Regions from separate parts of the Homo sapiens genome. Here region 2 is linked to region 1. A link is an interaction called in ENCODE POLR2A ChIA-PET data of the cell type or tissue named here. Cell type or tissue: PC-9. All regions are shown on one strand. Each heading gives the region's core, and the rest is flanking DNA. Links, peaks and the distances in the headings are about the cores only.

What was found. ChIA-PET counts read pairs that join two places held together with the same protein. Peaks named below come from ENCODE experiments on the same cell type or tissue, not always from the same donor. Only the 100,000 strongest peaks of a DNase experiment are listed, where the experiment ranks them.
Region 2: POLR2A ChIA-PET joins it to region 1 with 11 read pairs; 2 of 35 experiments call an interaction of 5 or more read pairs at or near these places.

What each region holds. Positions count from the first base shown.
Region 1 is chr9:113,333,875-113,339,801 of GRCh38, forward strand. WDR31 (WD repeat domain 31) reads right to left here. Exons shown (of 11, transcript NM_001012361.4): 2 at 2,414-2,566. Among named protein-coding and RNA genes, the nearest start is that of WDR31, 3.4 kb to the right of the region's middle. In PC-9, for the core only: no CTCF peak of the experiment used is centred there; no DNase peak of the experiment used is centred there.
Region 2 is chr9:113,619,309-113,625,235 of GRCh38, forward strand. It overlaps LOC105376222 (a long non-coding RNA gene), which reads left to right. Exons shown (of 4, transcript XR_007061739.1): 2 at 1-5,050. Among named protein-coding and RNA genes, the nearest start is that of RGS3, 160 kb to the left of the region's middle. RefSeq lists enhancers at 1,617-2,488, 3,360-4,231, 3,909-3,968 and a silencer at 3,661-3,955. In PC-9, for the core only: no CTCF peak of the experiment used is centred there; a DNase peak (open chromatin) is centred at 3,793; H3K27ac peaks cover 1,670 bases.

The DNA of each region.
Region 1 (5,927 bases), core at 1,871-4,370:
TTCTGTTTTCCAACCACATCTCTCAGTGAGGCCCTTCGCTCCCTCCCTCCCTTCCTTCCTCTCCTTTTCTCTCCTCCTTCTTCCTTCTTCCTTCTCCTCCTTCTCCTTCTTCTTTCTTTCTTTTTCCTTCTCCTTCTCCTTTCTTTTTTTTTGAGACAGGGTCTCACTCTATCACCCAGGCTGGAGTGCAGTGGTGTGATCTCACTGTACCCTCAACCTCCTAGGCTTAGGTGATCCTCCCACTTCAGCCTCCCAGGGAGCTGGGACTACAGGCTTGCACCATCATGCCCAGCTAATTTTTCTGTGTTTTTTGTAGAGACGGGGTTTCGCCAACTCCTGGGCTCAAGCAATCCACGTGCCTTGGCCTCCCAAAGTGGGGCCTTCTTTTCTTTTAATACCTCAACATAAACAATAGATTATAATAGACTGAATGCAGAAGCAGATATCAGAGTCCAATTGTCTCCTTTTTAAGGCAAACATTAGAAATTTGCAAAAACATAAAGCAATACCACTTCTTCCAATTAAATATTTTGGTTTTGGAAAGTATATTTATTTTTCATAAAATGATGTTTTATGTTAATATGCAATAGGTTTATTGCTATTTCAAAATTAATAAGTAAATGTCTTTAAAATTTGTTTTTTAAAATTAATTAATTAATTTACTTATTTATTTTATTTTTTTGAGACGGAGTTTCACTCTTGTCACCCAGGCTGGAGTGCAATGGCGTGATCTCAGCCCACTGCAACCTCCGTCTCCTGGGTTCAAGCGATTCTCCTGTCTCAGCCTCCAGAGTAGCTGGGACTACAGGCATGCGCCACTACATCAGGCTTTTTTTTTTTTTTTTTTTTTTTTTGTATTTTTAGTAGAGACAGGGTTTCACCATTTTTTGGCAAGGCTAGTCTCAAACCCCTGACCTCAGGTGATCCACCCACCTTGACTTCCCAAAGTGCTAGGATTACAGGCATGAGCCACCGCACCTGGCCTCATTTATTTATTTTTAAATTTAACAAACCCTGCATGTGGCATTCAATCTCAGTTTTAATGTCAAATGATGGTAGCAGAGCAGGATTCGAACTCAATCTATAACCTACATAAACAAAACCTCTTTGGGGGTTCTTAATTTTGAGGAGTGAAAAGAAGTTCTGAGACCAAAAAGTTTGAGAGCCAGTGACTTAGAATTTAAATAATGTTAATATTGGATTATATATTAGAATTAAAAGAATAATGAAACATTTTCCAGATTTACTTGTATCATCCCCCTCAACTAACGAGGCTAGAACTGAAAAGAAAGAGAATGAATTATGCATTCAAAGGTGCTCCTCCACTCATTCAGGGAACACCTCCTAAGCACCTTATTTGTGTAGGTCCTATACCAGTTGCTGGTGAAACTGAAAAAAAGAGAAACCTGAAGATGTGACCAGCATGAACATTTGCTGGGACCGAAGGAACCTAACGAAGGACCAGTCTCAACTACTCCATGTCATGTGTCCCCTGCGACTGGCTGTGATATCAGATAGCTGAGGGAAGTATGGGGGGCAGTGGGAGCACCCAGTCCCCATTTCTTCTGAGGTTCTGCCTAAAAGTTCTAGGAAATAAGTTTCTTATGGGCATGACCAACCTAATTCTAGGAAGAACTGTCTACAGGAAGAACTGTTTACAGAAGAGAACAGCAGCTAAAACGCACCAACTTAATATTCTCATTCATACCATTAGCATTAAAAAAATGGAGTTTTCCAGAAGAATTTCAGCCTACATTTTGAGAAGTTGCTAGAATTGACTTCCTGACGAGAATAGGTAACCAATACAGAAAAGCACAATGCAATGGAAACAATGTGAGTGGCATCAAGAGGCCTAGGATCTACCCCAGCCCTGCCTCATCCCATTATGTGTCCTTGAGTAGCTCCATTCCCCACTCTGGCCTCAGCCTCCCCAGCTAGAAAATTAGGACACTATACGAAATGATTTTTAGTAGACTATGTGTATAATGAGAGAAGGTCTCTCGTTATTCATCTTTGTACCCCAAGTGGCTTGCACAGTACTGTACAACAAAAATACTTGTGAAGTGGCAAATCTAAGGTCCCTTCCACTTCAGATATTCCAGGATTTTCTATAAGAGGCCACAAGATGTGCTGAGAGGCAAAATTCAGGATAGTTTTCAAAAAGTTTGGGATGTGGTATTGTTTACAGATAGAGGGTGCAGGGCTTCTTATCTGCCAGCCTAACCTATTTTTCAACATTGTCATCAAACCAATGACAGATGCCATTCATAGATCTAGGTCACTGGAAATTGCAGATGCTATAAATGGATTAGCTCTGCTCAAAACTGATTGGTATAGTCAGAGAGCCATACTTCCCAAGTAAACCATATTCATGGGACATTCTAAGGAAAAGATAACTTTTAGAATTACTTACCCCCAAACCAATAGGATCTTCTTGGTTAGCTGCCCTATTCAATAATTTGTAATGTGTATCCTTTGGAAAATAGTTCAGGCAGCCACTTCTTAATCTCTGTAATTAGTGGGAAGCCACTGAAGTTAATCTCTTCTCTGTCTAAGCATGTTTGCACTGAAAAGAGATTTACAAGGTAAATAAAGACCTTGTTTATTAAAGAGATGGTTAGGTGTAGTTTTCCCTCACAAAGAAAGAAATATTTTACAAAATTCCAAGATTATCTCTCTCACATTTCCACAATTCAGGAAAGTATACTATAGTGTTAATTATATATCTATTTTTAAATATGCAAAATATATTTAAATACATTGTTAAACATTTTGATTTTGCTCATAACATAGTACTTCTATTCATCAAAAATCTTGAGTTGACTGCTTATTTCAGAGTTTACTGCTTTTGTGAAAAAGGCAATTTCTCCTGTTTTAAATAATTCTCCTAGAATTTGAGATGGGAGAGCTTTTCAAAATCACCATATATAAACCATTTATTTATTTCAAGATCTGCAGAGTAAGGGTAGAAATATTATTTGCTCAAAATTATAACTAAGACCATTTATTGAAAGATCTGCAGAATAAGGATAGAAATATTATTTGCTCAAAATTATAACTAAGTAAATCTCTTGACTTCTAGTCCAGAATTTCCATTATAAATGTCTACAAAGAATAAACAGCTTTATTGCATTTTAATAACTCAATTTTAAGAATTCAATTAAATTCTAAATATTGATTGACAGTGCAGCTTATTCTGAGAATTAAGGGCAGCACAGAATAGTCAGAACAACATTTCATTAAATGCATTAGTGTCTGCATTAGATAGGACTAGTTGTGAATTATAGCTCAACTGTGGCCTTGGGCAAGTTGCTGAACCTCTCTAAGTCTCACTTTCCTATGTGTAAAATAGGATAATAACTCTATCATTGACTTCTGTGAAGATTAAAAATAGCACTTAAAAGGTACCAGGAACTGCTCTATGTTTTATATTTATTAACTCATTTTATCTATTCCACAAGCCTCTGAGATACTGTTACTACAGGTTGAGCATCTAATCCAAAAATCCAAAATCCAAAATGATCCAAAATCTAAAACTTTTTGAGCACTGACATGACATTCGAAGGAAATATTCATTGGAGCATTTTGGATTTTTTTTTTTTTTTTTTTTAGACAGAATCTTACTATATTGCCCAGACTGGAGTGCAGTGGTGCAACCTGGGCTCACTGCAACCTCCACCTCCCAGGTTCAAGCAATTCTCCTGCCTCAGCCTCCTGAGTAGCTGCGATTACAGGTGTGTGCCTCCATGCCCAGCTAAGTTTTGTATTTTTAGTAGAGATGGGGTTTCACCATGTTGGCCAGGCTGGTCTCAAACTCCTGACTTCAAGTGATCTGTCCACCTAGGCTTCCCAAAGTGCTGGGATTACAGGCATGAGCCACCGTGCCCAGCCACATCGGAGCATTTTGGATTTCAGGTTTTCCATTAGGGATGCTCAACCCTTAAGTATATAATGCAAATATTCTAAAATCTGAAATTTGAAACACTTCTGGTCCCAAACATTTCAGATAAGGGATACTCAACCTGTATGGCCATTTTGCAGATGTGAAAAGTGAGGCACAGAGATATCAAATAGTTTGCTCAAGTTTATACTGCAAATAAGTGGCAGAGCTGAAACTTGAATCCAGGCAGTCCAACTCCAGAGGCCCTGTTCTTGACCAGCATATTATACTGCATCTCTACAAAAGCTGGTGCATATAAAGCTTTTGGTTCAATCTGGCAAGTTGTTAACAATAAATTATGGTTACTAGCATGATTGCAAGATTAACAGTGATCATACTGGAAGCAGCATTTTCACCCTTGTTAATACTGTTCATAATGCACAAATATTAATGCACAAATATACACAGAGAACACATACAAACGGATATATGAATCTAGAGGATATTAAAGCTGAAGCAAATTATGGCCTCTGATCAGAGTGATTGGACCCAATAAAGCTAAGAATTCATTATGTTACATAGCAAGGCAATTAAAAAGTCTCAAGAACAAAGTATATGAATTTGGGTTATATCTACGTTGTTGTAATTTATCATGAGTAGAATAAGAAATAAAAGTACTACTAAGTTATCTTCCACTATTTTTATTAGGAACATGTAATATACTTGAGAGGAGGTATAATTTCTGGTTCATTTTTGTATCTATGATTTGACCTTAGCCTAGGAGAATGAACGCAAGGCAAATAAATACCTGTTGAATGAGTGAATGGAATACTAAGATGAAGAGTCGGCTTGGTGGTACGCTATTTTTTTTTTTTTTTTCTGAGATGGAGTTTCTCTCTTGTTGCCCAGGCTGGAGTGCAATGGCACCATCTCAGCTCATCACAACCTCCACCTCCCAGGTTCAAGCGATTCTCCAGCCTCAGCTTCCTGAGTAGCTGGGATTACAGGCGCCTGCCACCACGCCCAGCTAATTTTGTGTTTTTAGTAGAGACAGGATTTCTCCATATTAGTCAGGCTGGTCTCGAACTCCCGATCTCAGTTGATCCGCCCACCTTGGCCTCCCAAAATGCTGGGATTACAGGTGTGAGCCACCGTGCCCGGCCCAGTGGTACACTTTTTAGGGACCCAACAACATAAGCGCCCTTTTAACCTGCCCAACAACATATCCCTTAGAGAGCAGTCACCCTGTTTCATCCCAGGCTCCAGACCCAGAAAGGCTGGAGAGGACATGGGAAAATCTACAGATTCAGTTATGGCTCTGGATGTCCCTGTTGGTTCCAGTTGGAACCAGGCCTCGGTCTGAATCCCATCACTTCTTTCTATTCCAATCTGCTTTCCAAAGGCCTTGGGATATCCAGTAGTCACTCTAAACCACCCTAAACAGAAAGCAGAGAATTCTCTTTTAACTCTCCAGTGCAATATTCCTTGATATACACCAGTACCTATCCGACTGTTCTATTCCATGAAGAAACTGGGACTCAGAGGGCTGTGACTTGCTGAAGGTCACAGGGGCAGAGCCGGGTGGACTGGACCTTATTTCCCTGGTCCCGTTAATGCAAATGCTGATATCTTATCTCCCTCCGTCTCCCCAAATCTCCCTCTGCACACTTCTGTCTTACACTCTGGGAGACCAAGGCATCTTTAGTCGCCAAAACAATGCTCAAAGAAAGAAAAGTATGAGTAGAAACACCTGGAAGCTGGTCTGGTTCGACCCTCTAATGGTACAGATAGGGGAAACCGAGGCCCAGGGAATAAGAGGGTCTTGCCTAGAGTCACACAGGGAGCCAGTTCTAGGCCACCACTCTCACGGTTGCCTCAAATTTTGGGGACGACTTGTGTGCAGTTTTTCCTTTCTGTCGCTTCAGATGGCAAATGCTCCTCTCCCTGCCCATTATATGAACAACTAAAGCTTAATTTGTTTTTGTTTTTGTTTTCAAGAGACGGAGTCTCGAGTCTCGCTCTGTCACCCAGGCTGGAGTGCAGTGGC
Region 2 (5,927 bases), core at 2,255-4,754, 290 kb after region 1:
CTGGGAGAGGGATGCAGCCACATCCAAACTGTGGCCCAGAAGAGGGAGTGGGAAAAGTCCTCGACCTCTCTGTCTTCCTGCTGTCTTCCAATATCCTACCTGGGTGAGGTCAGCCTCCTGGGGATCAGAGCAGGGCAGGGAGGGGTGAGAATGAATCCACTGGTGGTGGGGGCAAGGGGCAAATAGAATCACCCAAAAAAGAGGTATATGTTGCTGACTCCATTTTACAGTCGGGGAAACTGAGAGTCATGTTTGGCACAGTTTAGAGGGACTTGGACCAAGATTTGGACTTTGCTCTAGGTGATGCCAGCCTGATTATTCTAACCTGTAAGCTACACCACCTTCTGGCAGTGGGCAGTGCCCAATGGGGGAGGGTGCGGGGGCAGTGCCCTTCCCGCCAGATGCCACCCCTCCCTTGAGCTTGGTCGAGGGTGATCTGCCTTCTCCTTCCTTCCTCTTCCATTTAGAAAGCAACGGGTCTGAAAGGTAATTCTGTTCTTGATGAGGGTGCAGGCAGCAGAGGGAATTGTCATCCTGCTGAAGACACACAGCTCTTCCATGCTCTACCCTATGTGTAATTTGTTCTTATCTGCTCCTGGAGCCACCACCTGCTACAGTGTAAAGAGACCCCACAGACTCTCTGGATCAAACTACTCACTGTCCAGAAGGAGAAAATGAGGTCCTATGTCTGTGGCTAGAACCCAGGCCTCTGGGGAGCAACCCAGGGCTCCATCCAGGGTGACCTGAGCCTGCTCTGCTCATCAGAGCCAGTCTTTACCACCCTTCATATCCCGGGAGCCCACAGGTAGAAAGATGGGCATTGCAGGTCACCGTGGTTCCCCCACTGAAGCAAGTTCCCTGGCTCGCGATTAGCCAGTGCTCTGCTGGTTCATGATGCGCTCCAAATGCTAGACCAAGAAAGAAACTGGGTCGGTGGGCAGGACACAGGACCAGCGCTCTGGGAGGAGAGCTGTTCTCAAGCAGTTTGGTGGCATCAGAGCCTCTGTGTGGTCAGTCAAGCAGGGCAGCCAATTTCCTCTCCTTTCAGCCCTAACTCTGGACTCCTGTACCTGGAGGGGCTCCCTTTGTGCTCCTGCAGCCCAGAAGCCCTCCGAGGCTTGACATGAAAGAGTCGCGGGATCTTGGACTGTTCCGGTGGAAGGGCTCCTAGCAAAACCCAGATGTTTTCTCTTCTTGTATGGATGGGAGGACCGAAGTCCAGAGAAGTGGAATAACTTGCCCAGGGTTGTGCTGAGATTTGTGAAGGTGCCGGATGCTGGTGTGCTGGTGGCTGGCATGCTCTGAGCCCTTCCTTCCCGCTGTTTCCCTGGAGTTCTGCTTGGCAACCACCCGCCTGCATTTTTGCAAAGTGATGTCATCTGCAGATAATGGTTTTTCCGTTCCTGGTGGAGCAGGAGTTCCAGATACAGTGCTTCGGGGGAGGGGCTCAAGAGAGCTGATTGTGCACTCCTCAGGCAAGTGGGGGCTGCATAGACCCCCTCCCCTCTGACAGTCACATCTCAGTTGTAAGGCAAGGCACCGTCTCAGGCTTCCTGGACTCCGGAACCTGGAATGACCAAAATGGCAGAGGCCCCAGAGACAAGCCTCCCCTGCCTCCTCCTTGTAGAGTTGGGAATCTGAGGCCCAGAGAGGGCAGAGCCTTGCCCAAGCTCACACAGCATTTACAGGCAAAACCTTGACTCACATCCCGACTCCTAACATCTGTGGCCACTTGCCCGTGGTTGGGGGTTTTTCACCCTCAACACCGTTGACATTTTGGGCCAAGGAGTTTTGTTGTGGGGGCAGTCCCTTTCATGGCAGGATGTTTGGCAGCATCCCTGGCCTCGACCTCCTACAGGCCAGTAGCACCCCTCTCCAGTTCTCAAATCCAGACACTGCCAAATGTCTTTCACCTAAGTTGGGGTGGGAGAAAGTAACCCTCCAGCTCCTAAGACCTTTATCCACTGCCATAGGCAGGAGAGGTTTCTTGAGTCCAAGCCCAAAGGGTGCTTTGTCTGAGGCTCTGACTTAACGTCAGGCACCTTCAGGATGGGAGGCAGGCCTGGAGGGGGCTATGAGGGGCTGGAGATGGTCCAGGCCCTCCTTCTGGTTAGGAACACTGCTTCCTCTGATCACTTTTCTTGGAGCAAAACTGCCGATTTATTTTCCTGGGGAAATAAAAATAAATGCTGGCTGTTGTAATCTCATCCCTGATCCCATCTGGAAAAAGCAGGCTCATGAATCTTGGCCGCCTGAGCTCTGAGGACTGTGTCTGGCGGAACCTGGAGTTACAATGGGCCTTCGAACATCGGAACAGTCACGGCTGACATTTCCTTTCCCGTTACATGGCTCCTTGGAATGTGAGCCCCAGGGGGCCGTCCGTGGGCAGGCGGAATTTGGTGGAAAGAAGTGCTGCACGGGCCGGAGGCCAGCTCAGCTTCTGACTTGCTGTGTGACTTTGGGCCACTTTTCTGTTCGTTTCTGGGCCTTGATTTCTCCATCTGCAGAATGAGGGGAGCCACGTTCCTCAACAAGGGGTCCATGGACCACCTTGTATCAGAACCATTTAGGGAATGTGTTTATGGCTATTCCTGATATTTCTGATTCCTCTTCCAGACCTCCTAAAGTTTTTATGCATCTCTAAGTGATTTCGATATATATAAGTTTTGGGACCCACAACACCAAGGACTTTGAACTTTCCACCCAGTTTCAAGTTTGAACACATCACAGTTCTTCAGCCTCCTTCCCCCTCATAACGAAGTGTAGAGTTATGAAGCTAGAGGGTAAAATTATGGGGTGGGCTGGAACTGGGCATTGCTCCTAACAATTATCTGCTTTCAAACTCTTGGCAGGGTCTCTGGGGTCCTTGATCCAACTGAAATCACTGTTAAAGCACTTTATTCCTCCAGTAATGAAACTCGAGCTGCTAGTTACAGAGTTTGGTTTCAAAATTGTGCCATTTATTATTTTTGTTGGATTGGCTTATAAACCCTCATATAGTCATACATCATTTATAATGCATTATTCCATGAGAATGCATTTTCCAGATGAGATTTATTTTTTCTGTTAAAAACTTAAAACTGTTCTTTTTTTTTTTTTAAATGGCAGTCTTTCGCCATGTGTTACCTATTTATACCACCTTAAGTGAAGGTCAGGAAATGCAATTTTACTTATTCTCAATGCTCCAGGGTTGTCATTGTGAGTTTTAACTACTGTATGCATTGATGTAAATTTTAGGGACTCCAAAACTCACTGTGCCTGAACTATGAATGTCCCCCAAGCTGCTTAGCCCTTGTGTCTGCTTTTAAAAGTTCTGCTTTGCTTCTATATTTTTAAAGATTTCTTCCTCATGAGATATCAGCAGTTACTTCTCACCACGTTATCATGACTCCTTTGGATGAAAAACCAATAACCAGTGTGTATCAGGATTGTCTGTAGTGTAAGAGTTCATAATCAATGAATGAGAGGACTCTCTGATGAGTCAGGGATGTGGATTTTTGACATTTGTTTTGGCAGCTGAGAATAAGGGGTAGTTTTTTTCTTTCTAATTTTCACCCCAATAGCAGCTGCTTTCTGAGAGTTTTCTAGATAAATGTGAAATGAGTGTAGATCGATTTTTCCATGTAACTAATTTACATTCTGGGTGAACTCATTTTGCTTCTGACTTAGAGGTGCTTTCATTTCCTTCTCATCTGCACCCTGTTCTTGGAGAAGCTGCTCCACCCCTAGCCCATGATACATGATGCATGACCCAGCCCACTGGGCCCCCTGATGCCACCTGGGCCAATCAGATTTTCCAGTCAGGAAATTTGCAATTGAGATTCAGAGCTGGAAAGAGTCACCTGCTCTGATGGGAGCTGCATTTGTGGACTGTGACTCAGAGGCTGAGGCCCCAGGGAGCCGACCCCATGGGCCCTGGGCAAGCCCAGAGTGAATGTGGAAGCCGGGCTGTGGAGGTTCCCTGAGCAGACAGTCCGGGTGTGTGTGCGTGTGTTTGTCTGTGTGTGTGCGCACATGCTGGAGGATGGGGCAGAACGTAGGGTCCCAAGCCCCTGAGGGAGGGGCTTGTCCTAATCAAGTCACAGAAATCAGGGCAGGGAGAGCATGAAAGAGTCTTGTTCCCCTCTCTGCATTTGGGAGATTCAGGCCCCGGGGAGAGGAGAGACTGACCCATGATCATCCAGAGGGGACTTGGTTAAGCTGGTCCTGAGCTCTGCCATGCATGTTCTGTTTTCCTACCCTGGCAGCTGGCTCAGAGCATGGATAGGCCTTGTCTCTCTTTTCTTTCTTTCTGCCAAATTCTTTTCTGTTGGGAATCTGAACAGCGGGTAGATGCAGTCATGGCATGATTTGCTCCAAATATCTCCCCAACAGGTGGTCACGGTGTCTACAATTCCATCACCAGATCTTCCATTTCCAGGAGTAACCCTGGGCAGGTGTATACCATGTGTCTTGTTTACAGTGGGGATTAATAGTTCAAGGAGCCCAAGGTAAGGAAACCCATATTTGATGAATCTCCAGACAATTTATACCCACCACACAGCCTTATGAAGATAGCCCAATCACGCCTATTTTACAGAGGGGAAAACTGAAGTTCTGAGAGGTGAGCTGACTTGCCCAAGGTCACATAGCACGTCAAAATCGGGGCTCACATCTGCATCCAGAGTCCAGGCTCTTTGCCCTAAAGCAAGCTCATCTGATCTGGGAGCTGGGGATAGGCTGAGGAGGCGAGCGGGTGACAAAATGAACTTGTCCCATGGAGTCATTCAGTGGGAAAAGTTGTGGTTTGGGAATTAGGGCCAAATGGCTCCTTAACCTTGGGCATCATGGTGGGCCTCAATTTCCTTACCTCTGCAGGAGGGAAGGACCGGATGTACTCTGCAATCCCAGAAAACTCAATGGGCTGAGGCAGGAGGACCTACTGGCCATTGAAGACTGTCCACTCCTGGTCCAGATTCCAAGTGACCAGGCAGAAAGAGCATGGACTTTGGAGTTTGATTGCCTGGCTTTAAATCCCCCTGCTCCACTCGCTACTGTGGTGTGGACTCAAGTAGGTTAATTAACTGCTCCAGCTGCAGTTTTCTCATCTATAAAATGGGGATAATAATAGTATCTACCTCATAGTAATGATTAAATAAGTTAATGCCTGTAAAGCCGCGACAGTGCTGGATACCTAGGAAATGCTTAATGCATTTTTTTTTTTCTGAGATGGAGTCTTGCTCTGTCACCCAGGCTGGAGTGCAGTGGCGTGATCTCGGCTCACTGCAAGGTCCGCCTGCCAGGTTCACGCCATTCTCCTGCCTCAGCCTCCCAAGTAGCTGGGACTACAGGCGCCCGCCACCACGCCCGGCTAATTTTTTTGTATTTTTATTAGAGATGGGGTTTCACCGTGTTAGCCAGGATGGTCTCGATCTCCTGACCTTGTGATCCGCCCGCCTCGGCCTCCCACTTAATGCATATTAATTATTGCTATCATTCCTGACACCCTGTAGTGTGCCCCTCGGGGATGAGAGGGTTTAACTGAACATCTGTCTCCTCCCGGATGCGGTGGCAACCCTGGGATCTGGCAGCAGTCCCCTGTGGGCTTTTTTCCTGGGCAAAGTGAGTCCATCATCACTCAGACATGACACACGGCCTGGCCACCCCCTCTGGGGCCACAGGCAGCCGATCCTGGGCTAAAAATACCAGTCTCATGAATGGAGCCAGGGAGGCCATTCTGGGATCCACAATTAGTGTTTGTGTTAAAACCCATTCTCTGACTCTCCACCCCTTATGTGCTGCTGATTCCGGGGAGACTGACATTTTCAGCTCCCAACACTCACTCAGGGTTTGGGGGTTTGGGAACGGAAAGGAAGGGGAGTACATCTGAAGGGTCCTTTAACAAGTAGGGAGGCAGCCGGTCACCCAATTCCCCTACTACCGAGTCG